Regions from separate parts of the Homo sapiens genome. Here regions 2, 3 and 4 are each linked to region 1. The links are chromatin loops, found by intact Hi-C in ENCODE. Cell type or tissue: heart left ventricle. All regions are shown on one strand. Each heading gives the region's core, and the rest is flanking DNA. Links, peaks and the distances in the headings are about the cores only.

Evidence for each region. Hi-C counts contacts between places; a loop is a spot of excess contacts. Peaks named below come from ENCODE experiments on the same cell type or tissue, not always from the same donor. Only the 100,000 strongest peaks of a DNase experiment are listed, where the experiment ranks them.
Region 2: a loop joins it to region 1, with 5 times the contacts of the local background. A loop is called at or near these places in 44 of 110 quality-filtered maps.
Region 3: it touches region 1 in a loop (3-fold over the local background); 23 of 110 quality-filtered maps call a loop at or near these places.
Region 4: it touches region 1 in a loop (7-fold over the local background); 75 of 110 quality-filtered maps call a loop at or near these places.

What each region holds. Positions count from the first base shown.
Region 1 is chr2:71,540,962-71,548,992 of GRCh38, reverse strand. The region is part of intron 17 of DYSF (dysferlin); the gene reads right to left. Among named protein-coding and RNA genes, the nearest start is that of DYSF, 78 kb to the right of the region's middle. RefSeq lists an enhancer at 3,167-3,246. In heart left ventricle, for the core only: CTCF peaks have their summits at 2,927 and 3,126 (motif pointing left); a DNase peak (open chromatin) is centred at 3,107; H3K4me3 peaks cover 300 bases; H3K27ac peaks cover 992 bases.
Region 2 is chr2:72,742,142-72,750,172 of GRCh38, reverse strand. The region is part of intron 1 of EXOC6B (exocyst complex component 6B); the gene reads left to right. Among named protein-coding and RNA genes, the nearest start is that of EXOC6B, 80 kb to the left of the region's middle. In heart left ventricle, for the core only: a CTCF peak has its summit at 4,195 (motif pointing right); no DNase peak of the experiment used is centred there.
Region 3 is chr2:71,600,960-71,608,877 of GRCh38, reverse strand. It overlaps DYSF (dysferlin), which reads right to left. Exons shown (of 56, transcript NM_001130987.2): 35 at 7,350-7,379; 36 at 6,073-6,102. Among named protein-coding and RNA genes, the nearest start is that of DYSF, 140 kb to the right of the region's middle. RefSeq lists a silencer at 4,785-5,079 and an enhancer at 4,978-6,177. In heart left ventricle, for the core only: a CTCF peak has its summit at 4,868 (motif pointing right); a DNase peak (open chromatin) is centred at 4,847; H3K27ac peaks cover 2,304 bases.
Region 4 is chr2:71,795,414-71,803,444 of GRCh38, reverse strand. No RefSeq gene overlaps it. Among named protein-coding and RNA genes, the nearest start is that of DYSF, 330 kb to the right of the region's middle. In heart left ventricle, for the core only: a CTCF peak has its summit at 4,921 (motif pointing right); no DNase peak of the experiment used is centred there; H3K27ac peaks cover 190 bases.

The DNA.
Region 1 (8,031 bases), core at 891-5,890:
CAGATAAGTGAGGGGAACAAAGTACAGACACAACGGGAGGGTGGGGAGACACAAAAGGGCCAGAGCTAGGCAGCAAGGCACACCCCACACTCCAAGCCCGCAGGCAGGTCGTGCTTGGGACCAGGCGCGCCGAGCAGGGACATTTCAAGGCACAACATCTCCACCTAGTGGCCGTGTCCAGGATCACCCCCCTGAAGGCTCCACGTTGCGTTTTCACAACAGCAGGCACTGGCATCTGGCTTCTGACACAGGCCGCTTCCAGGGAATCACAGAGCCAGACACTGTCCACAAGCTGAACACGCTACACACTTGGGTGTGCCCCTGAATGTTGGTAAGGAATGTCTAGAAATAAGAAAAGCACGGAAGGAAATGCTCTGGCACATGTATGGACTCTGAATCTGTCCCTCACTGCTAGGCAGGTATGCGATGCGCCAAGGAAACGGACACCCCTCAGTCTTCCTCCACTGTCCTCTCTGATTTCTGCCTCTTCCCAAATCTGATCTTCCCATTCTCCTTCTCCAACAGTAAAGTGTAACGCAGTCTGAGGTCACGTGCACACCCGGGATGTGGTTGGTGAACTTGCTGATTACTTCCCTTCCTTGTTCACCTTTACCTGTTGCTGTCCTCCAGAAAACACTCGTTTTGCCCCTAGCTCTGTGACTGCAGTCAGAAGTCAAGGGTTGAGGAAAACTTTGTGAAGGAAGAATGCACAAAGACACAGAAAGAGTGGAGAAGAGAGAAGGGAGCGTGGCCATCCAGAGTGAGGACAGGGCAAAGACAGCAAGGAGGGCCCGGCCCAGCCCCTCAGCCCTCCTCAGCGAGGCCTCAGCTATGAATGCCAGCCAGCAGACACCAGGGCTGCAAAAATCATAGTTCATGGTCACCTTCATCTCCAAAGCAAGAGGTTTCCTTCTGTGGGCGAGCCAGGGCTCTGCTCATGGGGAGTTTTCTGCAACAGCGAGAGGGCCAACACAGACACAGCTGCAGGCCCGAGGAGAGCAGTGGCCAGGGACCACCGGAAGCAAACAGATCACATTTTAAGCTCCTTCTAAATGATTACTAACAGGCCTGGCCCGTTATCTCGGGCTAATGAGGCCAAGGTCACAGTTCCAACCCCCATGTGCTTCTTACAGAGGCAAAGTCGGCTTCCCACCCAGACTGATTTTGAATTCTGGCTGCAGACTGGTGTCCAGCCCAGATGCAGATGTCCCCCTAATCCCATCGGCCATCTGACCAACACATGGCTCTGGTGGCTCAGAGGATCAAGTGGGTGGCTGCGAAGCAGCCTGCCTCGCAACCACACCTTTTCATTAATTCACCCATTCTTTCTTTCTTTTTATTTATTTATTTATTGAGACAGTGTCTTGCTCTTGTTGCCCACACTGGAGCACAGTGGCCCAATCTCGGCTCACTGCAACCTCCGCCTCCCAGGTTCCAGCAATTCTGCCTCAGCCTCCCAAGTAGCTATGATTCCAGGTGCCCACCACCACCTATTTCTTGTATTTTTAGTGGAGATGGGGTTTCACCATGTTAGCCAGGCTGGTCTCGAACTCCTGAACTCAGGTGATCCACCCACCTCAGCCTCCCAAAGTGCTGGGATTACAGGTGTGAGCCACAGCACCCAACCTAATTCACCCATTCTTTCATTCATTTGTTCATTCAGCAAGCCTAACCAGGTGCAGGAGGAGGCACTGGGAATGTGTAATAAGACACAGCCCTGTTGGTGTCTTAGGTCAATGACTCCTGACTTGGGGGCGGATCGCAGTCTCTGGGTGTGAAGGTCCATCCCGGGCTCTCGCCCCTGTGTCTGCAGACAGTTCAAGAGCACAGTGACCAGTGAAGCCACCCAAGACAAAGCCTCTATTTAGTCCACATCACCGTTCTGCCAAAACACAAGTGTTTTATTGTGTTTTCCCTCAGCCCAGGAAGCTGGGGCTGTGGAAGCCCAAAACACAGATGAATGCTCCCAGTTCTGTGGCCCGAGCAACGAAGCCCAGCTGCCTCACCTGGGGGAAGCTGAAGGAGATAGACAGCAGGACCTCCCAGCCCAGTGAGCCACAAGTCCCAGCCCTGCACACAGTCCCCGGAACATGCATGAAGAAGCTGAGGCCATCACCTGCGGTCTGCCCCGCCAGCTCCCTCTGCCTCTCGGCACATCCCCAAGCCCATGGCGGCTGGCTGCCTGACTCTCGCTTGCGCCAGGCAAGAGGAGAAACTGAAAACTGCTGGGAAATCAGCATCATCTACATTCCAGAGACAAAAGGAGACTAACTTTGGATTTCTTAACTATGGAAAACACTAGGATACAAGTGCTATTTATGGAGCATGAGTTTCCTATGTATAAAGTTATCAAAGAATCTGTGTATGTTTCACAGAGCTCACGTGCCTGTTACCTCTCAAAAGACCTGCAGCTTCTAAGGAAAGCACTCTTTTTTAAAAAACAAAATTCTTACTTAATACTTCAGAGCACAGGGTCCAAGGAACACTCTAGTGCGCCCAGGCAAATTTGTGGGCAGAGGTGTTTAAAAGGTTAGTGTCAGGTCTTGCCCTCACTGGAAACAAAAACAAAAACAGAAAAACAAAAACTGCTAGTTGAACCAAATCATCTGGTGAACCCTGAGGCGGGGAAATACAGAGAAAGAACTTGTTTTTACAGTTCAGTTTCATTTGGTCTTTGAGAGCAGTGAGGAAATAGAAGTGTTGTCTATCACCCCAATGGGCTACAAGCCCACAACGTGGAGAAACAACATAAAAAAGGGCTGAAAGGAAAGTTGGAGCGACGCGTTCTGAGGGGGCTGCAGGCAAGTCGGGGAGGCTTGGCCCGAGCAAGGCAAGGGCCCGACCTCAAGGCCGGAGAGAGGCCCTGGCCCCAGAAAGGGACCCACCTCTGCAGGAACGGGTCGGCAGAGTCCGAGAGTCATCAAGGACAGCTCCAGTTGGATGCACAAGTTTAACTCTTTTACTGCCACTTAAATCAAGCTATTTAACTGCATGTTCAAAACCGGTTAGCTGGTTGCAAGAAGATTCTCATTTCTTTCCAGAACCATCTGTGATGGAAGGTGGTCCCGACTTTGAATGCCTTCCGCAGCATGCTGGGTTGCCCGTGACCTGAGCGCCATCTAGTGACCACATAAACATCTTTCTTACCTTCCCACCAACACACTCATGCGGACACAGAGAAAGGTGAGGGCTCACACAGCATAGAAATGAAGACAGGTCGGGGGATGTTAACTCTCCATCAGGGGGCTGGTGGTAGGCACGGCTGCAGCGTCATGAAACACAACTGTCGGAAAACAGTCAGAAATGCCACAGTGTGCCCCCACCACTGTCTGCCCCTGGATTGAGAGATGAGAGACAGTGCCAGTCAGAAAACTGAAGACGAGGTTCCTTCCATACCAAGAGTACTGACCTGTGAGGTGACCCTCTGTCTGCATTACCACCCCCAAATCTCTCTACCTGTGCAGGAGACAGCCCTCCTTAGAAACTATCTGAACAGCAATTAGTGAAGGGGCCACATCCCGGAACAGATTGTTCCCCCAGCGAGGAAGGGAGGGGCTGGGGCAGGAAGAGGAAGTTCGCAGTGCCTTCAGGAAGGTCGTTTCTGGGACTAGTCCAAAGTTCCAACAAGGAAATCAGAAGGCAGAGAGCAGCTAGATGTGGAAGCTCAGGGAGGGTATCTGGGAGTTTACTGTACAATTCTCTACCTTTGCGTGTACTTGAAATTTTCTATAATTAAAAGTTGCCCTTTAAATGTTTCAGAGAACTCAGCCAAACCAGTCTTTTCATTTCTTTCTTGCCACATGGCCTTGGAATATGTCATCACCTCTGCCTGGAACTCTTTCCTACTCCTCACGTGCCGGTGGCTTCCCCTCTGGCAGCCTAAGACACCTCCTCCTAGAAGCCTTCCTTGATTCTGTCAGGCAGAAGCAGCTCTCCCCTACTCTGTTATTCTCTTTCACCATGCATGTCCTTCTCTTCGAGGGCACTTAAGACAACTTATACCCATATTTTTATTTGTCTATTTGTTTGTCGCCTGCCAGGACTCTAAGTTCCCTGAGGGTGAGACCAAGAATACTTTGTTCAACCCTCTATGCCCAGCCCCTGACAGAAGGCATATGTTCAATAAGCATCTCCTAAAAGAATGAAGTGAATGAAAAACAATGTCAGGTACATGCCTCTGATAGCTGCCTACATTTACGGAAGGATCTGAGGACATCAAGCAGCTAGAAGTCTAAGTTAACAATGTCTTGCTTAAAAACGATGTTAACATTTGGGAGGCCAAGGCAGGTGGATCACCTCAGGTCAGGAGTTCGAGACCAGCCTGGCCCACATGGTGAAACCCCGTCTCTACTAAAAATAAAAAATATTAGCCAGGTATGGTGGCAGACAACTGTAATCCTGGCTCCTTGGAAGGCTGAGGCAGGAGAATCGCTTGAACCCAGGAGGCAGAGGTTGCAGTGAGCCAAGATCACACCACTGCACTACAGGCTGGGCGAAAAGAGCAAGACTCCATCTCAAAAAAAAAAAAAAAAAGAACATTTTTAAAAATGGTATCTCCTCCAGTCTCCTCTTCTAGGAGAAGAACTCCTAGAGGTCTCCTACAGATCTAGAATCTGGAGACGATCTCCAGCTTCAAGAGCACTGGGTAGAGTCGGCCAGAAACTGGGCACGTTAACCTGTCCTCCAGCTAAAGATCTGAGGAGATGGATGGACAGAGAAAGACCCACACACCCTATCTGTGAGAGATACCAACACTGAACAGATCTTGTGGGAGAGTGAATAAAGCAGGGAGAGGGCAGAGAGCCAACCAGGATATGGAAACCACATCCATAAGATTCAGGAAAGCATTCACCTGCATATTACAGAAAATGATTTGGAATCCTCAGTAGAGTACAAGAAGATGTAGTTTTTGTGGAACAAAGCAGAACTGCCGGGAGAGAACAGACGAGGAGCAAAGAAGTAAAGGAAAATATAAAAGGAGTGACAGGGAAAAAAGAAGGCTTGAGCCCTCTCCCTCTCCCTCTCCGTCTCCCTCTCCCTCTCCGTCTCCCTCTCCCTCTCCCTCTCCTTCTCCCTCCCCCTCTCCCCACGGTCTCCCTCTCCCTCTCCCTCTCCCCACGGTCTCCCTCTCCCTCTCTTTCCACGGTCTCCCTCTGATGCCGAGCCGAAGCTGGACTGTACTGCCGCCATCTCTGCTCACTGCAACCTCCGTGCCTGATTCTCCTGCCTCAGCCTGCCGAGTGCCTGCGATTGCAGGCGCGCGCCGCCACGCCTGACTGGTTTTCGTATTTTTTTGGTGGAGATGGGGTTTCGCTGTGTTGGCCGGGCTGGTCTCCAGCTCCTAACCGCGAGTGATCTGCCAGCCTCCGCCTCCTGAGGTGCTGGGATTGCAGATGGAGTCTCGTTCACTCAGTGCTCAATGTTGCCCAGGCTGGAGTGCAGTGGCTTGATCTCGGCTCGCTATCAACCTCCACCTCCCAGCCGCCTGCCTTGGCCTCCCAAAGTGCCGAGATCGCAGCCTCTGCCCGGCCGCCACCCCGTCTGGGAAGTGAGGAGCGTCTCTGCCTGGCCGCCCATCGTCTGGGATGTGAGGAGCCCCTCTGCCCGGCTGCCCAGTCTGGGAAGTGAGGAGCGTCTCTTCCCGGCCGCCATCCCCTCTAGGAAGTGAGGAGTGTCTCTGCCCGGCTGCCCATCATCTGAGATGTGGGGAGTGCCTCTGCCCTGCCGCCCCGTCTGGGATGTGAGGAGCGCCTCTGCCCGGCCGCGACCCCGTCTGGGAGGTGAGGAGCGTCTCTAACGGGCCACTCCATCTGAGAAGTGAGGAGCCCCTCCGCCCGGCAGCCACCCCGTCTGGGAAGTGAGGAGCCCCTCCGCCCGGCAGCCGCCCCGTCTGGAAGTGAGGAGCGTCTCCGCCCGGCAGCTGCCCAGTCCGGGAGGTGGGGGGCAGCCCCCGCCCGGCCAGCCACCCCATCCGGGAGGGAGGTGGGGGGCAGCCCCCGTCCGGCCAGCTGCCCCGTCCGGGAGGTAGGGGGCGCCTCTGCCCGGCCGCCCCTTCTGGGAAGTGAGGAGCCCCTCTGCCCGGCCGCCACCCCATCTGCGAGGTGTACCCAGCAGCTCATTGGGAACGGGCCATGATGATGATGGCGGTTTTGTCGAGTAGAAAGGGAGGAAATGTGGGGAGAAGATGGAGAAATCAGATTGTTGCTGTGTCTGTGTGGAGAGAAGTGGGCATAGGAGACTCCATTTTGTTCTGTACTAAGAAAAATTCTTCTGCCTTGGGATGCTGTTGATCTATGACCTTACCCCCAACCCGGTGCTCTCTGAAACATGTGCTGTGTCCACTCAGGGTTAAATGGATTAAGGGCGGTGCAAGATGTGCTTTGTTAAACAGATGCTTGAAGGCAGCATGCTCCATAAGAGTCATCACCACTCCCTAATCTCAAGTACCCAGGGACACAAACACTGCGGAAGGCCCCAGGGTCCTCTGCCTAGGAAAACCAGAGACCTTTGTTCACTTGTTTATCTGCTGACCTTCCCTCTACTATTGTCCTATGACCCTGCCAAATCCCCCTCTGCGAGAAACACCCAAGAATGATCAATAAAAAAAAAAAAAAAGAAGGCTTGACAAGAAACTACAAATGCAATAGCCCATTTTAAACCATGTACGAAGCAGTAAAAGGCAGAATTGGTACAGAAAAAAATCAGATTAGCAACATAGAAAGCCCATCTTAATGATGATAAACAGCAAATGTTACTTTAAGGTTATTGTGTACTAGACATTATAAGAACCTTACTTTTATAACCTCATGATTTTTACAACCGCCTCATGAGGGTTGGGACTTGTAAGAGCCCCATTTTACGGAGACTGGAGCAACTCACTCAGTTACAAAGAAGCAGAGCCAAGAGCATTTGAACCCAAGTTGGTGGGCTGGAGAGCTAGAGCTCTCCCCACTCCCCCACTCTGCCTTCAGCTGTCCATGGCATAATGTCAGAATTTTTAAAAAACAATCCTCAACTCGGATTTAAGAATTCATCATGTCTCAGACAAAATTCAATGGAAAGTGTCCTGTACCAAGATAGATTAAAATAATTTTCTAAACTATAAGAAAAAAGATAAATTCCTATGAGCAGCATCTAGTCAGGAAAAAAAAATAGACTAACTATGAAAGAATCACATCAGACTGCTGTCAGAAAACACACAAAAATAAATTCAAAATAGATCAAATGTTTAAATGTTAAAAAAAAATTAATAGAGTTAAATATAACCTTAGGGTCTGCTGAACCTTAGGGTTTGAGCATGACACAGAAGGCAGAAACCATACTTTCATTATTTAAATAAGAAATTTTAAAAATAAAGACAAGAAGCTATAAAGTTAAAGAAGGAAACAATAAAATCAGTCTAAAGACAGTTAAAGAGTGCAAAGATTAAAAGTCCAATAAAGTTTTAAAATAAACTTCTAACCAGCTAATCAAGAAAAAAAAACTCAAATACATAGCATTAGAAATAAGAAAAAGTAAAACACCACAGGTAGAGAGAATTATTCAAATTATAAAAATTTGCTCTGTACAACACTATGTAAATAAATTATACCTCAACGTAATGGATGCTTTTCTAGGAAAATATAAATTATCAAAATTGACTAGAGTAAAAGTGACAAACTAAAAATAACAATCATCACAGGAGAAATTGAAAAGTTTTTAAAGAGCTATTACTATACCCACTCAAAAAGGGCACCCAGCCCATATGGTTTTATGGGTGAATTATTTCAAACCCTCAAAGGACTGTATTCTTGTGTTATAGAAACTGTTCCAGATGTTAGAGAAGACTTTAAATCTTTACAATTAATTTTACAAAGCCAGCATAACCCAGATATCAAAACCAAAGAAATAATAAGCAGACATACCAATTGAAGATAATAGAGGAACAGGCCCAAGAACACATTTAGGAATTTAGTAGGTGATAAAGGCAGCATTTCGAAATATAGGGAAAAGATTACTCAAAATACAGTGTTTGTATCACCAAAGAACAAT
Region 2 (8,031 bases), core at 1,839-6,838, 1.2 Mb before region 1:
CAAACAACCACTTACGGGTGAAATTGGACCAGGAGTTGAATGTGGTGTTGTTAGGTCTGGTTCTTTCTCAGAAAATTAGAAAAAAGTGTGTGTGTGTGTTTGTGTGTGTGTAGGTATGTGTGTGTGTGAGGTATGTATATGTATATATGTGTCACCCACATATATAGCATATATACTATATATAATACATGCATTTATATATATAGTATACATAACATATACATCTACAAATGAGGTTACTTACATTTATTAGGGTTTGATTCAGAGATTCTAGGAAACTTGCATGGTCTATTTTGTTAAGTCCACATTAAATCTACATGCATAAGTGGATCATGGCTATTCACTGCTGTGTTTCTACCATACTAGTGTTAACCATTATTGGTTTGTCTTTCTCTGTTAATAGCTTAATGATACCTATCATCAGAACCATAATGATAATTTTAAGTGTGGAGACCGAAGTGTTCCAAAAATTATTCATTTTTCTTTTTTCTCTCAGTAGAATCATGTTTCAATACTTAATACACAGTCTCTTAATATTTGCATATGTCTTCAGAGTAATTATTTAATTAAATATGTAGGGTGGTGCAAAAGTAATTGCAGTTTTGTGATTTTTTTAATGGCAAACATTAAAAGTAGTGGCAAAACTGCAATTACTTTCCGCTTTAATGGCAAAAATTAAAAGTAATGGCAAAACCGCAATTACTTTTGCACCACCCTGCTACTGAATATCTTTTGTAAAGAATCTGGAAGAGTTTTATCAACATGCCCTAGATTCAGACTCATTATGTTGATGATAGATACTAAGTGAACTGGTCATTTCATCTAGCTCCAACATCACATGTTTAAGTGTTAAACTTAACACACTGAATTACATGCAGTGAGACCAGAGCTAACCTACCAAGTGTATTATAACTCCTAAACAACTGTATTAGTACTCTGCTTTCAGCAGTTTTCTAGGTTAGAGTCAATAAGTATCACCAGGCTGTAGAGGTACTTTTTTATATCTTATCTTATAATTAGCAGCAACATTCATGATCTAACTTTTATCTGCCAGATTTCATGACCACCACTGAAAGATACAATGAAATAAAATCTTTTTGCACCTAACACAAATAGATACAAAGGACAAAGTGAAGCCACTAATAATCCTGTTTTGCCTTTATATCTTCAGTTACTGTTGGTGATTACTTGTTCTAATAGTGTGACATTATCATAGTAGCAATTATGGCAGTCTCTATGTTCTTAATTTGGAGTTTCCTTGTTTTCATTAGTTTATTTCCTAATAGTCTGTTGTTGATTTGACTGATGTTTTGGGACAATTCCCCCTTCTCCACTTTCCTGTGGTATTTAACCAAAACCAGGTTTTAGTAGGCCCTTTGGCTAGGTGTCAGTTGAAGCTGCTCCACCCTGCTTTTATTCCTCTGGAAATAGCCATCATTGGGGTTCCCTTCCTGCCTTGAGAGAAATCTGCATCACAGCATTCTTTTGGTTATATGGGCTATCTTTGTGTGAAGCCAGTTGGATACCTTGGTATCTTCAGAGCTGGAAAAAGGATTTGAATGTATTTGATCTCCTGTGGCAGTACAAAAATATTTGGGTATAGTGTTCAGTTAGAATTCATGTTAACTAGCATATGCTTCTCCTGTCATTGATGATGATCTGATTGATCTCCTTCATCGTTATGCACCCAGAGCATCCAGATTACAATACTAAGGTTGGAATTAAACTGATAGACAAACTGAAGTAAGGAGAAGGGACTTTAAACTCCTTTTGACCTCCTGCAGTTTCTCTTTCAACATCATGCACAAATCTGTTTTTCCACTTTATTTTTAACATTTGGAATAAACAAAAATACTAATGATGCTTTTATGGAGCTTAATGAGAAGAAAATGTTTGAGGAATAAAACCATGACAGAAGTTTAAAAACATATATATGAAAAAGAAAAGACCAGAATAAACTCTGGAATTTTTCCTTGAATTAATCAAAAACAAAAACCAAAATGTTCAGTTCATTGTGTCTTGAAGTTCTCCGTGGTTCTGAAAACATCTCAACAGAAATGCTTTGTATCATGGGATACACTTTTGCATCCACCTCTGAAACAACTAGAAATCCTCATCAGTTAGTCTCCTACCTTTTTCCATCTTCATCTTATATGGAGGACCTCCTCTGTGCCAGGCTGTGTGCCAGCAGGTAGAGATAAAATGGGTAAGACATAGTCTCTCCCCACAAGGAGATTAGCATTCTAGTATGGGGAGATTGGCAAGTGAATGGACAATCAGATATAGTTTAATAAATTCTGTAAAAATGATAATCACCGAGGAGGAGCACATAATAGAATCTATGTGATTAGGGAAGGTTTCCCAGAAAAGGTGCAAGCTGAAAATTGAGAGGCAAATGGGAGTTACTCTTAACTAAACTAGAAGCAAAAGGAGAAGAATGGCCTAGGTCCAGGGAACAAGATTGCTTTGTAAAGTGTGTAGACTCTGACTTGCTCTTGGTTGTTTCTTTGATTTGCTTGTTACCTTTGAAGACTGAACAATGTTGCATCATTTAGGATACTTTCCTTTGCAAGTAGCAGAATATCAAGGGAAAGTGGCTTAAACAATGGGAAATTTATTAAGTCATATAACATGATGTTTGGAGATAGGGCTGTTTCAGGATTGCATCACTATCAAAGAGCCGAGTGTTTTCCATTTTCCCCTTTGCCATTCTAAGATTTTTTGGGCAATATCTTCTTCCTTTTCAGAATGGTTACTGCATCCTCAAACATTATGCTTTCACAGGACAATGTCTAAGGCAGGAAAAGCAGTTTCTTTTCCTGAATGCTTCAGGAAAGAAAACCTTTTCTTGGATCCTCACTGCCAGATTTTCCTTCTCATTGGTGAGATAAGTGTGTCACTGACCACCATATATTAACTGGTCACTCACAAAGAGAATGCAATTACCATGATTGGTTTACAGACTAATTAATATTTATCCTTTGTGGTAGGACAGAAATATCAGAATGAATTGGGACTCTTCCAATAGGAGGAAGAAGAGAATAGTTGTGTAGGCACAACTAATAGGCAACTTACTCATCTTGAAGTAGAAGTTTGTCTCTCTCTCTCTCTTTTTAAACCACTTAGCTTTGTGTTGGGCTTCATATTGCATTAGCTTTTTCTGTTTTCTTTGGGGGTCAGGCCTAATTGTATCGTAGCAAGCAATTAATTTTGATTAAGGCATTTAACTTGCCTGGGCCTCAGTTTCCTTGAGTGTACAATGAGAGCTTTGTCTTCCATCTCTAAGACCTGTTTCAACTAACATTTTGGGGGCCCATGCCACCTGCTTGCTTTCCTTGTTCAAAGAGATAGACTGATGCAGTAGAGAGGACACTTTCTAGCTATGTGAAGTTGGCAAGTTGCTTCATCTTGGGTTACAGGTTTCTCATTTATAAAATGGGAATAATGTCTAATTTATAAGATGCATTGGATTTAAATGAAATAATGCTTATAACATTATTTTTCCTCCTTCTTTGACAAGCAAATTTGAATTAATATAGGCTCTAAGCAAGTGATATAATCCTGTAGTGGTTTGGTACAGGTGAATGGTAAATATTTGTTCAACAGAATTACTCAAGTGCCATTTTATAAATTAAGATCTCTTAATATGCACATGAAATTTAGGTGGGCTATGGATATAGTATCATTATGAAATCTAGAGCTATGCACCAGATAGTTATACGAGGATAAATAATTTACTTTTTGCACAAACCGGTGGTTTATTTGGGGGTTTTTGGAAACCAGACTCCACATGGCAGCATTTATTTAGTTGAGTCAAATTTAGGCTATAAAAAGTTTAGTTAATTTCCATATATTTCTTCTTGTTTGCCTTTTACTAAGTACTATAGTAAAGTATATACTTTACTAAGAATATTATTGAGATTATCACAAATAATTAAACTAGTGGTGCAGTTTATTCCATAGATTGTCTTGTTTAACTGCAACATAACCTGGACATGTCAAAAACCTATGCCTTTGTTCTCAAGATCCTGCTTTCTAATAGTAATGGAAATTTAAACATTAGAGTACCTTACATATCATTTAGTAATCAGCTATAAGTCTCTGACCAACAGGTATTATGGAATATAGTTTTTAGATTTTTAAGCGGTCCTGTTTACTTGTAAGGCCACATCATTTCAAGGAATGTTAGAAAAGGGCCATCACTAGATGGCAGTCTTTCTCTACCTTAAGGTATTAAAAGAAAAAAATGCCACACTTTGTTCGACTGCATTGTTGACTACTGATATTAGATTAGCTTCAGTAGTAAATTTCTGACCTTTTCAGTGTTTAAGTCTTGTTTATTTTTGTTTTTAGCCTTTTATATCTGATGGATATGTTGGTTAGCAAAGTGTTATATTTAAATGTGCTTGAAATGCTGATTCATGGTGAACTGTTAGGTAGTGATCAGTCATAATTGCCTCTTCCTTTGGTAGACAATTTGAAATAAAATCTTTAAATTTGTGGTTTTTAACCTATTTGGTAACCAGATGGAAACTATTGGAAACTTTTTTTCTTAAAAATGCATATATGTACATCTACCTATATATACAAAATCCACCTAGGATCTGGGAATCATGGATTTCCTGAAACATACCTATGGAACACAAAGTCTTTTAAATATAGTCTTTATCCCCTGTTTTAAATATGGGTGTTTTACGTTTTATTCTTTCTTTTTTTTTAATTCTCAAAATACTCTGGCGATCTACTGCAAACCTTTCATGTTATTCTGCATAATAATTAAAGAGAATATTACAATCATAATGGTCCTAAGATAGGAGTAACAGATGGAGAGTAGTGATAAGCAGGTAGAAACTTTATTAACTTGTGTTTTATTTTGTTTTTTAAAGAAATGGGATCTCACTATGTTGACCAGGCTGGTTTCAAGCTCCTGGCCTCAAAGCAATCCCTCTATCTTGGCCTCCCAAAGTGCTGGAATTACAGGTGTGGGCCACCACCCCTGATCCATTAACTTGTTTTGAACTACTGCCTATTTATACTATTCTACAAATGTATGATCTTAGCATTGTTGACTAAACTTGAAAGTGGAGGCGAACTGTAGATACTTAAAGCTAAGCTAGTACTTTTAAGAGAATTGTAATTGATTGCTTCCTATTTTCTAGATGAGAAAGTTGAGGGTCGGAGAGATTAACTGGATTGGCCAAAGACCTATATATAGCAAGCTAATTACAGTGCTAAGATGAAGGCCACATAGTCAGGCAGCTAAAATCCACATTTCCTTTCTTAGGTTTTTGATTTTTTTTTTCTTTAAATAGGAAGATCAGAGAGCCTAGGGAGGCATTATTAATATAAGTTCTGCATTTCTTAACTTTGGAATTTGCTTTTCTGTGAGGTTGTCTTTTGTGACGTTACCGTAGATCTCTGGAGGGAAGAAATGAAAAGAAGTTTTACCCAGTAGAATGAACTATACTTGCCATTTAACTTAGAAGTATATTGAGTCAAGTCAGGGTGTACTGAATTTGAAACCAAGAGATTGTCTACTATTGAATAATATATCAGCTTATGCAATTTATATTGAGGAGTTTTCGGTGATTCTTCACGTTCTCCAAGTGTCAAGGTAAATCAGTATCTTTACATGGAAACCTTTCTTTTCCTTTCCTTTGAAAGGGGGAAAAGTTAAGCTTATTTGAGATTACTTGAAATGTCAACGGTAGATTCTCTTATGTATTCCAAACAGCTTTTTCAGGCAAGTGGTTATTCTACAGTTTTCCTACTTGTCAAAGCAGAGATTGTTTATAATTTATTTGACAATCTCCCTTTATTTCAAAGGAAGGAGAATGAATCCAGATTGCTCTGCCTTTTCTGAAGTAAGTGTTCAGAATCTTGACTGGAAGCCAAACATGTACAGTCATATGTTGCTTAGCAGAGAGGATATGTTCTAAAAAATGTGTCATTAGGTGATTTTGTTGTTGTGTGAACATCATAGAGTATACTTACACAAGCCTAGATGGTATATAGTCTACTACACACCTAGGCTATATGGTATAGCCTATTGCTACTAGGCTGCAAACCTGTACAGTATGTTGCTGTACTTAATACTGTAGGCAGTTATAACATACTGGTAAGTATTTGTATATCTAAATGTAGAAAAGGTAATGTGTTGCACTACAATACAAAGCCTATGACTTCACTAGATAATACAGTGGGACCACCATTATATATGTGGTCCATCGTTAACTAAAACATTATTATGCAGTGCATGACTATTCCTTTCATCTATGGCTACTGCTGAGTTTTGGGTGGTAGAACTGACCTCCTGTGGGGGGTGTGGTTTCTGATCCAGAGGATCAGCATAGTGATCCAGTACCCAGAAAGGATTATAGAACCAGAAAATGTTGGCAATGAGCAAATGAGTATTTCTTGAACAAATGTCAGAAATCAAAGAGTCCTTAGAGATAGTGTTAGTCATTCTTTACTCAGTGAATGTTTACTTATTGTCTACTACCTGTCTGGCACTGTTATAGAGGTACAGTATGACAGACAAAATTCTTGCCCTTGAACTTACAATCTAGTTGAGGTGGGTTGTGGGGAGGCGGAGATAGACAACATATCATGGACGGTGAGGAGGAAGAGATTGTTCAAAGGTATAGGGGATGAGCATTACTAGTATAAGAACTGCAAAAACAAAATTCTTGAGGCGGGAAGAGGCTTTAAAAAAAGCCAGGGTAGCTGGAACTTAGAGGATGGAAGGGAATTTGGGTGGGAACTAGAGAAAGGAGAGAAATGAGGTTAGAGAGGTAATGTGAGGTTACATTATGTAGGGCCTTACAGGCAGCAGTAAAGAATCAAGATTTTAATTCTGATCATTTTTGTTACTGTGTGGAGTGTCTGTTTTGGGGCAGGGGGTGGAGTAGATGGAAAGTGCAGAATGGAGACTGTCAGGAGGCTGTTGCATTGGTCCATTGTGGTGGTAATGTAGATTTAGATCGTGTTTTAGTGGAAATGGTGGAATATGGTAAATGTTAAGACATGTTTCGGAGGTTGAGTTGTCAGGACTTATTAATGTATTGGATAGGGTATGTGATGGAAGGAGATAGATTAGGAGTCATTCCTAGATTTTTGGCTTGGGCAATTGTATAGTGTGCCTTTAGCTGTGATGGGATGGGTAGGCGGTTGGGAAATTTGAGGAGGAACAGGTATGGGAGTGGAGATACATTAGTAATAAATACTTTTTTTTCTACGTTAAATACTGAGATGGCTTTTAAAAACCCAATTGGAATTAAATAGTAGCTGGATATTAGAATCTAGTGCTCAGGGAAATGCTCTGAATTATAGATTAGGAAATCAGCACTACAGAGATGATATTTTAAAGCCATGGAATTAGATGGCTTCGCTTAATGAGAGAGCACAGGTGGAGAAGAGAAGAGATTTTAGGAATACTTCGGAATGTAATAGAGGAGGAGGAGCTGAGAATGGATATTGAGAAGGCACATCAGTGAGAGGTTAAGAAACATGTTAGTATGGTATCATTGAAGTCTACTGGAGAGAGTGTTTAAAGAAGGAGAGAATATAAAACCATATCAAATGCTGCTATTAGGTGGAGTACAATGAATACTTTAGTAAGGCAAAGAAGTGAGGAAGTGGAAGGGAGTTTTGCTGGGAAGGGAAGAGGGATGTGTAGTTAAGGGCAGGATTTAAAAAGACATGTATAGGCTGTGCTTGGTGGCTCATGCCTGTAATCTCAGCACTTTGGGAGGCAAAGGTGTGAGGACTGTCCAAGGCCAGGAGTTCAAGATCAACCTGGCCAACATATTGAGACTTCATCTTTTATTAAAAAAATAAAAACAATTATATTTAAATAAAAGTTATGTTTATATACACATGAGAATCATCTAGTAAAGAGGGAGAAATATATGTTACCAAGGAGGGATAAATGGGAAAACTTGCAGGAATAAAATTCTTGAGACAGCAAGAGGGACTGAATTGTAGATACGAGCTTGGAACACTTATTTTATCGTTACTGGTGGGTGGAGA
Region 3 (7,918 bases), core at 2,910-7,909, 58 kb before region 1:
TTTCTCATACACTTGTTCTCTTAAAATCACTAAGGAAAACTCATGAATACATTCCTCCCAGAATATTTCCTCTCTAGGCCCCCAAACGCTGGGCAGTATCCACTTTATCCCTCATTTCCTCGGTCTGTCCCTCGGGGCTCCCTCGAGCTCCGTGGTGATGACATTCCTCTCTAAAGGCTGGGGACCAGGCTCCGCATCTTCAGGAGCCTGCTTGCTGAGGACAGGGGAACAAGAACCTGGAGAAGGTTAAGCTCCAATACCGTTTGGAGAAGGCCCTGGAGGAAGAAGGCAGGAGCACACAGCTGCGGAGCGTCGGGCCCAGCGGAGGCAGAAGGAAGAGACAGGCAGAGACAGTGGTTAGAGGTGTGTCCAGGCAGCTTCCTCAGCATGAGGCCACAGCATGCATCCCAAGGCCATCTCTGTCCACCGTGCTGTCCCCAGGGGTCCCAGGACATGCTTCTTCCCTGCCATTTCCTGCCACCTCCCAGGGTTGCCTGCCTCTGTGGCTCCCCCTCTGACCATGCGTCCAAATGCTCCTCCCCAATTTTTCACACTATCTCCTGGATCTGCTCCTTCCCAATTTAAAGACATCCCCATCTCCCAAATCCACCCGCGCCCTCCTCTCTGCAGGCTCCCTCCTCTCCTCTCTCTAATCCTGTCTCCATCCACTACCTCTCCTCCCTCATGTCCACACCACCTGCTTCCCAGTGCACCCTGCTTCTGCCCTCAGCACCCCTCCCCGGAAATTTGTCTCCAGAGTCCCCTACCCGAAGGACACTCGTGGGCTCTTCTCTCTCTCACCCCCTCAGCAGCATCTGGCCAGCTAACCTCATCTCCTTCCCAAACAGTCTCTCTGGATCCACACTGCTGGCCCTCACCCTGTTTGCTGAGCCTCCTCTGCAGCCTTCCCATCTTCCTCCACCAAGCCCTGATCTGCTCCTTAGCCCTCTCCTAGACTTTCTGCTCCCAAACATCTCTGCTAAGCCCCAATATCTTACTGCTTAGTTCATTAATGTGTCCTACTGGCCTCTCACACTGAACTTGTCCAAAACTGGATTCTTCATCTTCCCCCTCAGAACCTGCTCTCTTCAAGTCTGACCCCACCATCTAGACAACCAAGCCAAAAGCTCCCACGCCACCCTTGGCTCCTCCTGCCCCTCATCGCCCTGCCTGACTGATCACCAAACACTGGTAATCCTGTCTCCTGAACATCTCTCACGCCCGCCCACCCATCTCCTTTGCTCAGTGCAAGCCACTACCCTCTCTTGCCTGGATTCACCAGCATCCCCCTTTCACTTGGTTTTGACACCCTCTCCCAACAGCCCACGCGTTCTACAATCTGCAGCCAAGGCAGGCTTTCTAATAATGTCACTCTTTGTTTCAAGTCCTCCAATGTCTTCCCATCTGCTCAGGATGAAGTGCAGACTCTTCAAAGTAGCCTCCACAAGACCTCTAATCTTCCAGCTCCTGCTGCCTTCTCTGGGCATGTCTCTCATGAGATAAATTTCCCCTTGATGACCCCAAGTAGTGATGAACCACCTCCTGGGACACACGCAACCCCTGCCCTTCTGAATGCTAGCAGGTTGCAGGAGGCACCATGCTCTTTTAGCTTTGAGGCTTGGAGCTCAGTGGTCCCTCTGTCTGAAATGCACTTCTACCCCTACTCCTCCTGTACTTCCTATTCAGACAGCAGGTGTCCATTTAAATCTTTCCTGGTGCCCCAAGCTTAAGTACCCCCGTAGCTCCCATAGCAACTTACACTTATTCCCATAGAAAGACACATCAATCCATCACCCATGCTATCTCCACGTGTTCATTTGATTGTGTCCTTGGTTAAACCAGCAATTCTGTACACAGGGACCATAGCTGAATTCCCCCGTCCAACAAATAAATGATTATGAATGGATAACTGAAGGGGAAGAGGGAGGGTGAAGACAGAAGAGTGGGTGGATGGGAGGATAAAGGAATGAATCCAACACGCACTGTCCTCCTTCCTAGCACCCGTGCCTGCTCTAGCCTGACCCTGGGTCCTCCCCAGGCCTGCTCATTACTCCCTCTGGTTCAATGGGCTTTCTTTACTGCCAACTGAATCTAACCCATTTTTAGGGCCTAATTCAAGGTCTCTAGAAAATCTCCCCAAGACGCTCCAGAAACGTCTTATAACCTGACTCTGACTCTCTTAACCCCGTCTACATGACCCTTTCCCCACATACCCCATTCCTATGGTCCTAAGGGATCTCTGATCATCTCCCAGGCAGGAGTCCTGAGGTCTCTGCCAGCTCTTGAGCCTGGTTTTCAACTTTTTTTCTGGTCCAGCCCACTTGAGGGGCACAGCACCCCCTCTCCAGGACAGTAATTCTCAGTGAGGGTGCTGCGACCCTCACTGCAACTGGGAAGCCTCTCAGCACTGCTGGGCAGATGGGGTGTAGACTGAAAGTGCCACCAGAACATCCTGATTCACTGTCCTAGGGTTGATGGAGGACTCTGATAAGCCTAATCAGAGGAAGCCACATTTGACCAGCTCCCGTCTTGCTCCCTTCAAATGCAGGGCAGACCAGGGGCGGCTGCAGAGATGGGTTCTACAGGTGTGCAGAGTGTTGATCAAGCCAGCCCAGACCAAGAAGACCCCAAGAACAAGTGAAGCTCTCTCCCCTACCAGAGCTGAAGCCATCCTCAAGCCCACTTCAGTCTATCAGTCCCGCTGGCCAGTTTACCACGAAGAACCAAGGCCCTGAGCCATGAAAGGGGCACCCCCAGCCCAGTCTAGGGGCCACCATGTTAGACAGGAGTCGCTCCCAGGGCAAGGGAAGTGTTGGCAAGCCTCCTGCATCAGCCGGGTCATCAGTAGCCTATGGACCCTCACCTCACCCAGCAGAGGACAGAAGACGCTGCAGTCACATCCTGGTTCCTCGGGGAGCTCCAGGCAGGGGGCAGCCAGGCAGGCTGGGAGGGCTCCATTGTCTGCCTGCCCCACCCAGCTCGTTAGGAACAATATGTTGCTCTAATTACACTTCCCAGGAAAAACAGTGTTTTAAATTAAGGCCTTGGGGGAGGAATGGGGGATGGGGGACCACTGGCTTTATTTTCCTGATTGCAAAACACCAAATTTTTCCTTCCAGTGGACTTGGGGGTACAGGAGAGTACCCCGGGTACATCTTAGAGTAAAAGCCATATACCCTGCAGCCTGGATGGGTGGATGGAGTGGTATCTGGTGGCCCCCACCCCTGAACTGGCAGTAAAATCAGCCACAAAGCATACGATCCCTCCCACCAGGGCATCCCCTGCCCCAGCAGGAGAGCAGCAGCAGAAGCAAGGGTAATTCTCTAAACCACACCCCCTCCCCTCCCCACCTCCCCGAAATGGTCAGGATCACAAGCCCCATGGGTCTTCTTCTACACATGTTCTGTATCCTAGGGGGCCCTGGGCATTCAGGGACCCACGATCACCTCAGCTGCTGTGTGTGCGTGCATGTGTGTGCCCTCGAGAGTGTACACACTCGCACATGCTCACACGTGCATGCACACATTCTCCAGTTCTCAGGAAATCTAAAATTGCAGTTTCTTTGAACTCATTCCCCTTGGCAGCAAGGACTGCCTTTGTTCTCCAGACAAAAAGGAAAAGAAACCAGACAGAGGGCTCAGAAGAGGCGGGGAGAAGGAGGAAGCTGGGGCCAAGGAGCAAACAGGAAGAGTGAAACACGAAAGGAGAGTGGGAAGAGACTCAGGAAGAGAGGGAAAGACAAAGAAAATGCAGACCGGAGAGCGAAAAGGAAACCCTTCCCTCCATCTGCTCTGTCTGCGAGGACCCAGATCTCCCGGACATCATCAAAGCCTCAGACACACCATGCAACAGCCTCACTTCCTGACCAAGAGCTGCAGAGAGAGGTGTCCCAGATGGGCATAAAGCCTGGGAGAGGGGAAGTTTGTTGTCCAACAGGCCACATCCAGGAGGTGACATGCCCCCAGCCCAAGACACTGCTGCCTGGGCCACCTCCCCACATTTTCTACCAATCCCAACTTCAAAAGCTAGCTCAGTGGCACCTCTTCCAGGAAGTTACCCTCACTGTCCTGCTCTGGGAGCCTTCGACAAGGGCAGACAGTATTTCATCTCATTCACAGGCACTGTGGCTTGGAAATCTCTGCACCTGGCTGCGCTAGCTGAAAGGCACTTCCCACAAGAGAGGATATCCTTAAACCATCCTTCAGAGTCACTTGCCCCATCCGTTCCTACTGGCCTGTCTCCAGTCCAGGCCCCTATCTCAACTGGCTCAAGAGCCTCCTAGCTAGTCTCTCAAACCCACACCTCCTGCAGCCAGACAGCTCCCCAACACACCCATCTTCCCTCACTGCCCCCTGACTCTCATGGGCTCCCATGGCCAGGGGCTCAGGAGGAGGCTCCCAGCCCTCCAGAAAGGCTTGAGCACTCTTCACAGGGATCGGGCCAGGAGCCTGGGAGCAGCCAGATGGGAGATACAAGGCAGGAGCTTGGTCACAGCAAAGAAGACAGAAACACCCTGCTGCGGTCCTACTTACAGGAGGACCAGTGGCAACAGAAGGACCACCCAGCCCTGGGGCTTCTTAAAGCGAAGAGGACTCAGCATCTTGGCATCAGGCTTAGCCTTCAAGTGAGAAGGACATGGGCTGAGCTAGGGGTCCCAGGGCTATCCCCTGGGACTGAGGGAGGTCACAAGGTCATCTTCTGGGGCTGGTCCCTGGACCAGCAGATCATTCATCCCACTGGGATAGGTCCTCCTTGGACCCTTTGAACCTGCTGGCCTGGCCCAGCCCTGTGCCTAGCACACTCCTAGGACTTGCTCTCCCCTGGCCCTGCTGACCCACACCCACCCTCAGCCTGCAGCCTGCTTGGCCCTGCAGGGGGCACTCGGTGCTCTTCGGGCTCTGGCCCATGAGCTGCAGTTTTGATTTGCTTTCTGACGAGACTGCAGCCAGATCCCTGCCCTCGGAATCTGAGCCTTCACTGTTACATATTACGAATCCAGTTATTAAGGATTTTAACTTTTTTTTTAATAACTCATCCCTGGGCTGGGTCTTCTTCAGAGCAGGCTGTGGGTTTTGGCCACAAAGTGCACTCAATCAACAGAGAGGGCTCCGTGCTGCTTCCCTGGACAGGACTCCACCTCCCTTTCCAAATCGGCAGTCTTTTGCAACTGCAGCCAGAAGCAGGAGGCCGCCTGTCAGGCGCAATTACAGCGAGCTCACTTGGCGGACCCCACCTCGGTCTGGGAGCAAAAGGAAGTGAGGTAAGGGGTGCGGGGCCTGTGGATCCCACATCCTGACTCTGCACTTCAAGTCCAAATTACACTGAAAATGTCAAATAGTGTCCGCTGTCGGTCTGGGGATTCCCTAATGGCAGGAAGTGGCTGCCCTTTTCCCAACGCCTCATCTGACCAGGGCTCTCCTTCCTGTCTCTCCACCCAGGTCTCTGCCACCCACCCTCTGGCCTGGCTCACGACAATCCACCCACAGATGCACAGGAGGCCATAGGGAACGTGCATCTCTCCTCCCATGGCAAAGGATGCAGCCTTGCTTTATCTAAATGCAAACTCTAAACTTCTTCCCGTCCCTAGGAGGTCCCCAGCTCGCCCCATCCCCCAAACCAGCCAGGACCCAAACTGGTCCTTGGCCTTTTGAGCCAAAGCCATGTTTCTCACTTTCTTCCTAAGTGCTGATGGGCATAAAGACATTTGACTAATGCCACCTCCACCAGAAAGGCTTCCTTGACTACTCTGGCCCCTTCCAAACAATTTATTCTTCAAAATGTGCCACCTGGTACTTAATCATTTAAGAATCTGTATTGCTATTCATGTTGTCTGGGTGAAATCTGGCCTCCTAGCAGGACAGCAAGCCTTCTTAGACCAGGATCACCCCCAGGACACACTCTGGGCAGCCCTGAATCCACACACAGCATGGGGAATAAAATCCAGACAGGTCTCCATGTGACAGATGCCTGCTGGGCACCAGGAACCTGGAAGGCTCCAGGTGTGTGCTTGAAGGCTGGCTTCACCTTCCCTCTACCTCGGCCCACCCATCCCAACCACCACGCCCAGCTCACCTCATCCAGGATCCTTGATGTCTCCTGCACCTGGCCCACAGCCATGGGATGTGGCACATCCAGGAGATGGTGAGAGGGGTTGGAAGGGGAAAAAGTTCTCTATTAGTATCAAGGCGCACTAGGCGGGGCCAGAGGTCAGCATGCCAGATGCCACCACTAAGAGGAGCCAACAGAAACCACCTCCCACCAAGGGTAAGAATGATGCACTTCCCAGCCACGCCCCTAAAGTGGTCCCTGGGAAAGAAGGTGTGATGGATGTCAGTGCAGAGGGACGCTGGGAAAGGCTAAAGCATAAGCCTGGACGCCAGGAATCTCTGGAAGCAACAAAAGGAAAGAGAAGAGCAGCAGGTGATGGGAAGGGCTTGGGAGCCTGTGGCCTTGGCAAGCTGAGGAGAACCAACCTAGAACCCCCAGGAGCGGGCAGCACTGAGAGCAGGAGCTTAGGACAGGGAGGGAGAGCTGGAGGGGCAGGGCTGGTGAAGGAGGGCTTGCATGAAGGGAGGGCCTCCCAAGAACTCTCTAAAAATTGTGTGGGCTGCCTTGTGAAGGACAATGGAGGTGTCCAAACACAGCCCAGATGACTACTTCTCATAGATGCAGCTGAACTTGGCATGTAATCAGGTAATGCATCCAGTGCACCTGGGTACCAGTCAAAGCTCAACATTTTCTACCAAGACCTCCAGAAGAAGGAAGGAGAGCAGCAGTAAGGGAATGAAGCCCCCGTCCAGGAAGAGGAAAGAAAATGAGGTCTTGGTAAGAACAATTCAGTGGGAAATGTGGTCTGAATCAGGGCTTCTGAAACTCGTGCATGTGTGAGAAGGCCCTGGAGGGCAAGTTGATACAGAGGTTGCTGGGCTGCCCTCAGAATTGCTTCAGTGGGCTTGAAGTAGGACTCAAGAATGGGCCACACTTTCAGAACCCTGGGGCTAAGTCAGTGATTCTCAGTCCTGGATGTGCATTAAGATTCCCTGGGCAGTGCTGTCCCGGAGATTCTAATGCTCAGCCAGCTGAAAGCCACTGGGCTGGACAATTATGAGGATCCTTCCATCTGGGATTCTGTGGTTCTTGGACTTCGCAGAGAAGGGCAGCAAAGGCCTGAGCTTGGCAGAGACTTTGAGCTCCCTCCAGCCCGGGCCCTCCTCTGCTTGAAAGAGCTTCCCCGGGGGCTTGAGGCAGGATCGCGGTAATGCCTGGCCACCCTTCCTAACCCAGAGAGATGCCAAACACAGGGAGACTGGCAATCAGTTTGAAGAAGGAAAGGTCAGAGCAAGACTTACCTCAAAACCAGGAATATGGTGGATGGCCGGCTGGAGTGAAGAAAAGAGAGCTCTGGTCATGTGCTTGTCACCTAAGGCCCCCATCACCCTCATGACACTCATGGACTATGTCAGTGATCAGACAGTCCATGGTTTGCAGCCTCTATTCCTTGAGGGTAGAAGGGATGCTAGGCTGGCACTGTGCCCATTCCTCCAGACACTTCACCCAGAGCAGCCCTACTCCTATTCAGTCTACTTATTCGGGTTCACATCATACTAAGAGGAAGTTTGAAGGTACAGGTCCAACCCAAACCTCTCATTTTACAGCAGGGGAGTGGCTGGCCCAGGGCCATGAGGCTAGGTCATGGTGAAGCCAGCAATGCAACGGGGATCCTGCCCTTGCCTGTCCCTGGAGTCCCTCACATTGTGGCAATTAAGGCTCCCTTAATCAGACCACAGAGGTCCTCCTCCCAGAAACCACGTCAGGAGATGACCCAAGGAAGATTAAATCCAGTGACCAGAGGACTCAGACATTCCTGATCCCCAAATTCTATTCCGATGTTAGATGGTGTCCTGACTTAGGGTTCAGA
Region 4 (8,031 bases), core at 1,954-6,953, 250 kb before region 1:
GAAGGAAGAAGAGGGAGGGAGAGAGGGTAAGGTCTTTGTTATCAGTCAGCCCCGGTTCAGCTCAGCAATGAGTGTTTCTCCAGCCTCCATCCACCTCTTCCCATGCAGGTAGGCTGTTTTATGGCTGTAAGTAGCAGGACATTCCATCTTCAGCTAGACAACATGGTGAGAGAAACTGATGATCTTGTTTTCTAAGAAGGTTCATCAGGGCTCCTGTTGCATGCTTCTGAGATGCTCTTGGCTTGTCCTCATCTGTGTCACGGCTTCATCCTCAGATGCTGCAGGCATTCTACCATCTCATCTAGGCATGGATACGACCAGAGGAAAGCAAAGGACTTGTTTTCCTGTGTCACTGTATCTCTGTCTTGGGTGTGAGAAAATATTTCCTCAAAGCCCCCAACAGACTCTTCTCATATTTCATTCCTAAATTGTTACAGGCAAGAGAATTATCGTGATCAGCTAAATTAGTTCAATCAGCTGAGACTCAGGGACCTCCCAAAGGTGCCTAAGAGGCTGTTCCAAATCCCTCCAGGGGTGTCTTCTCTGAGCTCCACCTGCACCAAACAGTGTTATGGAAAAATAAAGGCTGCCCTCCTGGCACCGTCCTGCCCAAGGGGCTCATAGTCCGAGGGGGTGTAAGACAAAAGTAGCAGAGCTAAGGCAACTGGCAAGGCAAGACCCCACCTCACTCACTCCTCTTCCCAAGCTTCAGCCACTGTGTTCTTTGGAGTCAGACAGGGAAGGCCCTAGGGAGAAAGTGGAGCCTCGGCTGGGCCTACAAGAAGGCATCTAATTGCAGAAAAGAAGCAGAGGCAGACCCAAGGTTGGACACTTGGGGGACAGTGTAGAACTGAGTAGGTTGGGTAGAAAGAGGGGACAATGAGATCAGGAAGGAAAGTGGAGGCAGATCTGAGAGGAAGGAAAGCTTAGTTGCGCTTGGGCAGGTTTCTTCCCTTCCCCAAACCAGAGTCCTCATAAAAGGTCTCCTCTCGGGAGGACATGTGGGGCAAGTGGACAGGAGGAGAAGCTGGGGACCCAAAGGCCAGAACAGGAGAAGAGAGCAGCCCAGAGGCTGGAGATGCCCTGCAGACTGCGCAGAAGCAGAGCTTCTCCTGTCCACCCCTCCTCCAGGGAGCCCCTGGCAGGGAAGGAGGCACCAGCACCCTTGAATTTACCTTCAGGTCCAAATGACAATTACAGTGGAGACAGGAAAACTTGGGAGAGTGTGCCCCCCACTGGTCAATGGGGACAGAACTGACTGCCAATGCAGGGCCCGAGGCCAGACTGGGAAGGCTTTCAGGCCTCCGTTCATCTCCCCCAGGAGCTGCGCAGGCTGGGGGAAGAACAGCAAGCGCCCAGGACATCTGCCTTCTGGGTCCTGGGAGGGACTGTGGGGCCTCTTCTGCTCTGGAATCAGCCTAGGCGCTCCTACTGCTGAGACCCTGGCCTTGCCTCTGCGGTCCGTCAGAGAGCCCAGGACAGACGGCCTCCGTGTCCACATGCCAAGGGCACCTCTCGGGAGTCTCTTTCCTTCCCCTGGCACTAGGATTGGCAAAGTTACAAGGATGCAGGGTTCATAGGGGAGAAGTGGGTCCTTCAGAGGGCAGGAGCCTAGAAGCCCTAAATGATCTTCTGAGGAAGGCATCCCAGTGAGGGGGCTGGGAAGGGCAGACTCCCAAAGATTTCCCAGCCCAGCTGGCTCCAAAAATGAGACTGAAGCTCCAGTCTCTCCCAGCCCAAATGGAGGGAGGGGTCCCTTCCATGCTGTGAGGAGCCTCACAAGGGAGGCTGGAGGTCAGGGTTTTCTGGCCTCTGGATTCCACTCTCCTGGGTGTTCAGGCTTATAAGGAAACCTAGGAGTTGAACGAATTCATTCCTTTCTCATTTACAGGAGAAATCACACCTTTTAAAAAGCTTTCCCCAGACCTTCCTAATACATAATGACGTTCTCCATCACCTCTTTCTTTCTCGCCTGAATCCCTCCCATTGCAGCTTAAACCTCTGGAGAAGAGTGACATGTTAGGCCAAAGGCCACAGAAGAAGAAAATATGACTCCCATCTTTGGGGACCCCCTGTCTGATGGTGCCTGTCCTGAAGAGACTTACTGCTTCTGGGGTAGACTGGTTAGGCCCTCCTCAAAGGAAAGAGTCCTGAAGCAGACAAATATACAAAGTAGAGCAGAAATCATAAACACATTTTATTTCTAAATAATTTTAAGACCACTGGCATTGTAGCAAATTGTAATATATTTCCAGAATCAACTCAAAGAGATTTTTTTTTATAGCAACATATGAAAAATGTCATTTAAATATCCACCAGCAGCTGCACCACATGTTGGGCTCTTAGGAAAACACTTTCATTCCTTTCATCAAAGTCCCTTGATTAATGTTCCACTTTTCTTTGACACTTTTTCCATAGTTTAAGAAAAAATTCAAAGCCTGTACTATTATCTGGAAGAAAATTAAACCGATAAGATTTAATGTCTGCTATATTCTACAGTCATGGCAAAAAAACAAAATATATAGTTTAGGCCCTGGGCCAAATGCAAATGAATATTAAGCAGAGGGTGCATCCCCACTGGAGGCTTTGGGGAGGGGTGGGGCTGGAGGAAGATGGGAGCAGCAAGGGCCTGGATGGGGCACGGGTGGGGAGAGGCCGGTGTGCAGGCTTACAGACCAGCCTGGAGGGAGGCAGGAGTAGGACTGGGCAGAGGTGACTTCCCAGCTGCAGTGTCCCGGAGCAGAGTTGGGAGGTGGGGAGACATGGCCCTGGGGGGACACCAGCAATGCCCGAATGCCACCTGCAGCAGGGCCAGCGACATGGCTGGGATTTTGTGAATGGGACTCAGAGGGAGGCAGCTGATGGGGGCAGAGGAGAGAGAAGGAGAGAACGGGAAGGAGGGAGGAGAATGCAGCAAGCTAGAAACTGCGCCAGTGGGAAGGCTGGGCAGATGGAGTGAGGGGAAATCGCAGCATGTCTGGCACGACAGCTGATGCCATAATTTAAAGGTCAACTCAGTGGAAAAGGAAGAGAAAAGGGGGGAGGGGGTGGTGTTGGAATGACTTTGCCTCCACAGTATGGCTCTTAACCCCTCCCATTCCGGTGCAGCTCGACTTGGCCTTTTCAGCCACTGGACGGTGCTTGTCCTCTCGACTTGATATCCTCTAAGTTCTGGGGACCCCCTCTCCCCTGCAGTATGGGCTCTGCAGGTCAGCAGACCTGGCTCTGCATCCTGCCTCCTCTTGTTACATCAGAGTAGAAGCAGCTTAACCACCCTAAGCCTCAGTTTCTTCATTCACAAAATGGGGATGGTAACACCTCACCTCCCTGGGGTTTACTGTACAAGTTCAATTGCATAACAGGGCAGAGGCTGGACGAACTCACTTAAAAATTCAAATCTTTCTGGGCTTCCCTAAAAGAAGTAGCTTTAATTTACCTTTGAGAAAAAAAAAAAAGTCCCTTTGTTCTAGGAAAACCACCATTTGGACAAATGAAACCTGGCAGCCATATTTTGTCCCAAGGCATCCTTTGAAGGCAGCTGGTCACCCTTGGACTAAAAGCTGTGAGGTGACATTGCCTCACTTCCTGCCTTCCCATTGTCTGTCCCCAGTCCTCAGTCCCCAGTTCTTTTAATACACAGGTATATCTTTTAGCAGTCTCTCTCTCTCTCTCCCACTCTCGGCTGGCTGGGCTGCTTCTTGGGGAGGAATGTTACTTTTCTCCATATGGATTTGGACTGCCTTGTGCCTATAAATTATGGCAAGTTCTTGGGGAGCTGTGAAGGTTTTTGTTGGAATAGTTATTTGCTAGAGGGCTGAAGAGGAAACCCCAAGGGGTGCAGGAAGGACTTGGAGGCATAGGTTTCAACTCCAGCTGGGGGAGGCCGTGTAAAGTAGCTGGACAGGCCCAGAGACTTCCCACTGTGGTGCTACTTAAGAATGAAAAGCCCAAACTGAATGGAGCTATTACATGCAGGGGCCATGAGACAAGCCCACATGGCCAGTTGTCCCTGGTGGGAGAGAACATAGGACTTGAGCAGGGGTCTTGAGGCCATTCCTATGTTCCCAGGGCTGAGGATGTGGGCCAGGCTTCAGACTCTTGGCTACAGTGCACTGGTCTCATGGACCCAAGGGCTGGCCTGTCCCCACTGGCCCCTCACTTCCCTTCCATTATCTCCAACAGTTTAGTGATTCTCATTTAAAGTCACAGCCTAGAGCCCCATCCAGTTCTACCCACCAAGACATGGCTTTGAAAGGCTTTGGCTGGAAAGGCGGTGAAGGTAGCCATGGTGGTGCGGCTGGTGGCAGGAAAGATGGAGGACCCTCCTTCACAGCCCTCATCACCACTGGGGCCACCTATTGGCAATCATGTTCCAATCCAAGACACAAGGGGAGCTGCACCCCTTCTCCTGGTCTCCCAGCCATGATAAGGGTCCTTCTCCCATGGACTAACAGTGACCAGGACACATCAGCCCCGGGCAGGTTAGATGACAGCAGGGCCCCAGCCTGACAGCAGGCATTGATGACATCGCCTGGCTCCCCGCCCTTCCCGCTGTCTGTCTCCAGTCCATGGTCCCTTTTTCTCCCCTGGTCCTTGGTGAAGGAGAAGGGGCATTTCAGCAGTCTCAGGGACAGCCTGAACTCTACTGTCTGGTCCTGTATGTGCCAGGACTTGGCAGGGTGGCGTGAGAATGTTCAGGAAGAGGTGCTCAAAGAAGGTCACTGCAGGGAGAGGACAGTGGGCCTTGGCCAAGACCTTTGACCTTCTGCCTGGTGGGCGGCACAAGGAAACTCTAACCCAGGGGCCTTTGCTGGCCAAAGGGCCTTTACAAGGGAGCCCCTGGCAAGGAAAGATGAGCCCTTTGTCCACTTGAGGGCTGCAAGGGAACCCTCCAGGAGAGCCGCACAGCTTCATAGTGACCACCAGGGGGACCCTGGGAGAGCTGCCTCTGGAAGAGAGCCTGCAGTGACCCCTGGCCTGACCTGTGGCCCTAGAGCAGGTGACAGAACCTATGATCAAGTAGCAGGCAGTGAGCTCCCTATCACAGCAGGTATGCGATGGAGGCTGGAAGGGTTGTCTTCCAACAGGGGAATTTCTTCATCATGTAAAAAGTTGTCATGGGTCCTCCCAGCTCCAAGATCCTGTTGACACAGCCCAAGCAAATCAGCACTGTGTCCCCATTAGCTGACCGCACACGTCGCACTCCACCACCAGCCATCCAGGGGACAGTGAAGGCTAAAACCAACCGAGACTTTTAGGGACAAATACAAGTTTCATTCATAGTCTCAATCTAGCCAAATGTATAATAGCTGTTGGCAAGTCCTTGTAGATAATTAAAGAAACAGCTCACATTTTCCTAAAATAACTGAAGAATTATAGAAATACAATCATTAATTCCTGGGCAAAGGAGTCCAGGGGTTATGATATGTCAATACATCATAAACCAAAGAGTGGCCTCTCTGAAGACAGGGACAGCATCTCCCCGCTGGGACAGAGGCTTCCCCAGCAGAGTCTCTGTTCCCTGCCCCATGCCACTCACCATCTTAGGCCAGGAAACTCTCCCGGGGCACTTGAGAGAGCTGATGTGCCCACCTCTCAGGAGCCCGGTTGCTGACTGGGGTTTTGAGATGGGTTATGGGGTAGAAACACTGCATCCCTGCAGCAGCACAGGCTAAAGGCAGTCGATGGCAGCCCCAGGGTCCCAACAGCATCTGGTCCCCCCTCAGCAAGCTCTACCCATGGCAGGACTCTATGGCCACAATAGAACTCTATCCCACCCTGAGTGCTGGCACCTGGCGCTACTGCTAGCATTTCTCTGCTCAGCATTTTCAAGGGCCAGATGCTCCTGTTACACAGGCACCCTCTCCCCAGGGAGTACTGGCCTCCAGCCTCCACCTACTTTCCAGAGCAAGCGAGCCTCCCTGACCACATGGAGTCCCCAAAGCCAACTGCAGCCGCTTCTCCATGGCACTCCCTGCTTGATTTCTTCCAGCCGCTGGTCCCACTCTCTTGCCTGAGTTCTCTTCTATGCCAGGCCTGCCCTGGGCACTGGGGACACAGAAGCCAGCTACCCTCTATGGGCCCCATACTCAGGTTGCTCACAGTCTTGTGAGTCCTCTTAGGGCTTTGATTTTCAGAGGCCCATCCCAGATCACAGACCCTAGCATAGACCAAAGGCTGAGGCCCAGGGCAGGATGTTGAGGCAGGAAAGTGACAAACAGTCAGAATCAAGCCGGCCTGGGATAGGCTGTCAGATTGTTCGGGGGTGCTGGCCAGGGAGCTGGTAGGCAGGGAAAGAGGAAAGAGCATGCACCAGCTGCCAGGTTGGGGTCTGGGGTCTTAGTCTCTTGGAATCTGCTTGGGTTCAGAGAGAAGGGATATTGAATCAAACTCACAGTGGACTAAGTAGGCTTCACATCTGGGTTCTAGCCTAGACTCCAGCACACATTCACTCCAGCCTTAGTTTTCTCCTCCAAAAATTGTCAAGCTCACCCCTGCCGTACCCACTTACAGGGACATAGTAAGGATCACAAAAGATTTAAAGGCCACTATGAATGTGAAAGATTTTATTCACAGACCTGCAGGACGGGGAGCTCACTACCTCTCAGGTGAATGCTGACTCTATTGATAGCTTCACTTAGCTTTCCAGAAGAGCTCTGGAAAAGAACGGGGTTTGTGCAGCCTTAGCTGGAGACCATGACTTCATGCTAACCAAGACCATGACGGGGTGGACAGACCCTGGAAAGCCAGAAGGTGATGCTGTCTGCTTTGGGAGCCTACCTGCAGCCTCTCCATGGCCTTGGCCTGCTCTGCCCTTGCCCAGTGGCACGTGTGCCAAGGTCTGGGTCCCTATCACTCACTCTGAAGGGGACTCATCCAAGAAGCTGAACAGATTCTGCTTGGTGAGCAGTGGCTGAGCCCTGAGCTGCCCCAGGCAAGCTAGGGGATTTCTGCCCTATCCCAGGAGGCAAATTCCTGATGCTGGCCCTCGAGGACGAGCCCCCTGGGAGTAAGGGCGTTTAGGGTAGTCCAGGGGACTGGGGTGAGAAGCAGGCGGCAAAGGCAGGCAGCTGGTTCAGACCTGTGGCAGGAAGTCACAACCAAGATTCATCCTGGAAAAATGCAACTAATGCTGCGCAGCTGGGGCCGCTAATCAGAAACACAGGCCCAGAGGTGGCAGCAGGGACAGGCCCAGAGGGCAGGGCCGGCACCGAGGTGATAATGGGCAGCCAGCTCTCAGGCCCTCTCCGCTGCAGGCTGTGCTGCTGTTTGGAGAAGGAGGTTGTCACATTGCAATCTGGAAGGGCAGTTTCTCTCCTGAGCCCTGCCTGCCTGGAGGGGGATTTGTGCGCTGTTCGTCAATAATGCTAACATCAGTTTAAACAATAGCTAAAGCAAGGGACTACAGGGTGTAGTGACCTTTACCTGTGGAGTCCCCTTCTCAGGTAACTGTGCTTCCAAAACCCTTGGGGCCTGTCTCCCTTCCCCCAGCACAGCCTGCCAGCAGGAGATTTCTGAGATGAGCCTCCCAGCCCTCAGTGGGCTCCCTCTCCTAAAGGTTTCAGCACATGGGCACAGGCTCTCCCTCTGAGAAAGGTGTGTGGCAGTGACTTCCTGCCACAGGTGTGAACCAGCTGCCTGGCCTTGCCACCTGCTTCTCACCCCAGTCCCCTGGGCTGCCACAAATACCCTTACACCCAGGGGGTTCCTCCTGGAGGGCACAGCCTCAGGAGTTTTTCTCCTGGGGTGGGGCAGATGTCCCCCAGCTTGTCTGGGGCAGCTCAAGACTTAGTCACTGCCCACCAAGCAGAATCTGTTCAGCTTCTCAAATGTGTCCCCTTCAGAGTGGGTGATAGAGGCCCAGACCTTGGCACATGTGCCACTGGTCACCAGACAAGGGCAGAGCAGGCCGAGACCAGGGAAGGGCTCAGGACAGACTCCCAAAGCAGAGAGCATCACTTTCTGGCTTTCCAGGGTCTGTCCACCCTGTCATGCAAACTGTGGCTTCAGAAAAACCAAGACTAGTGCCTG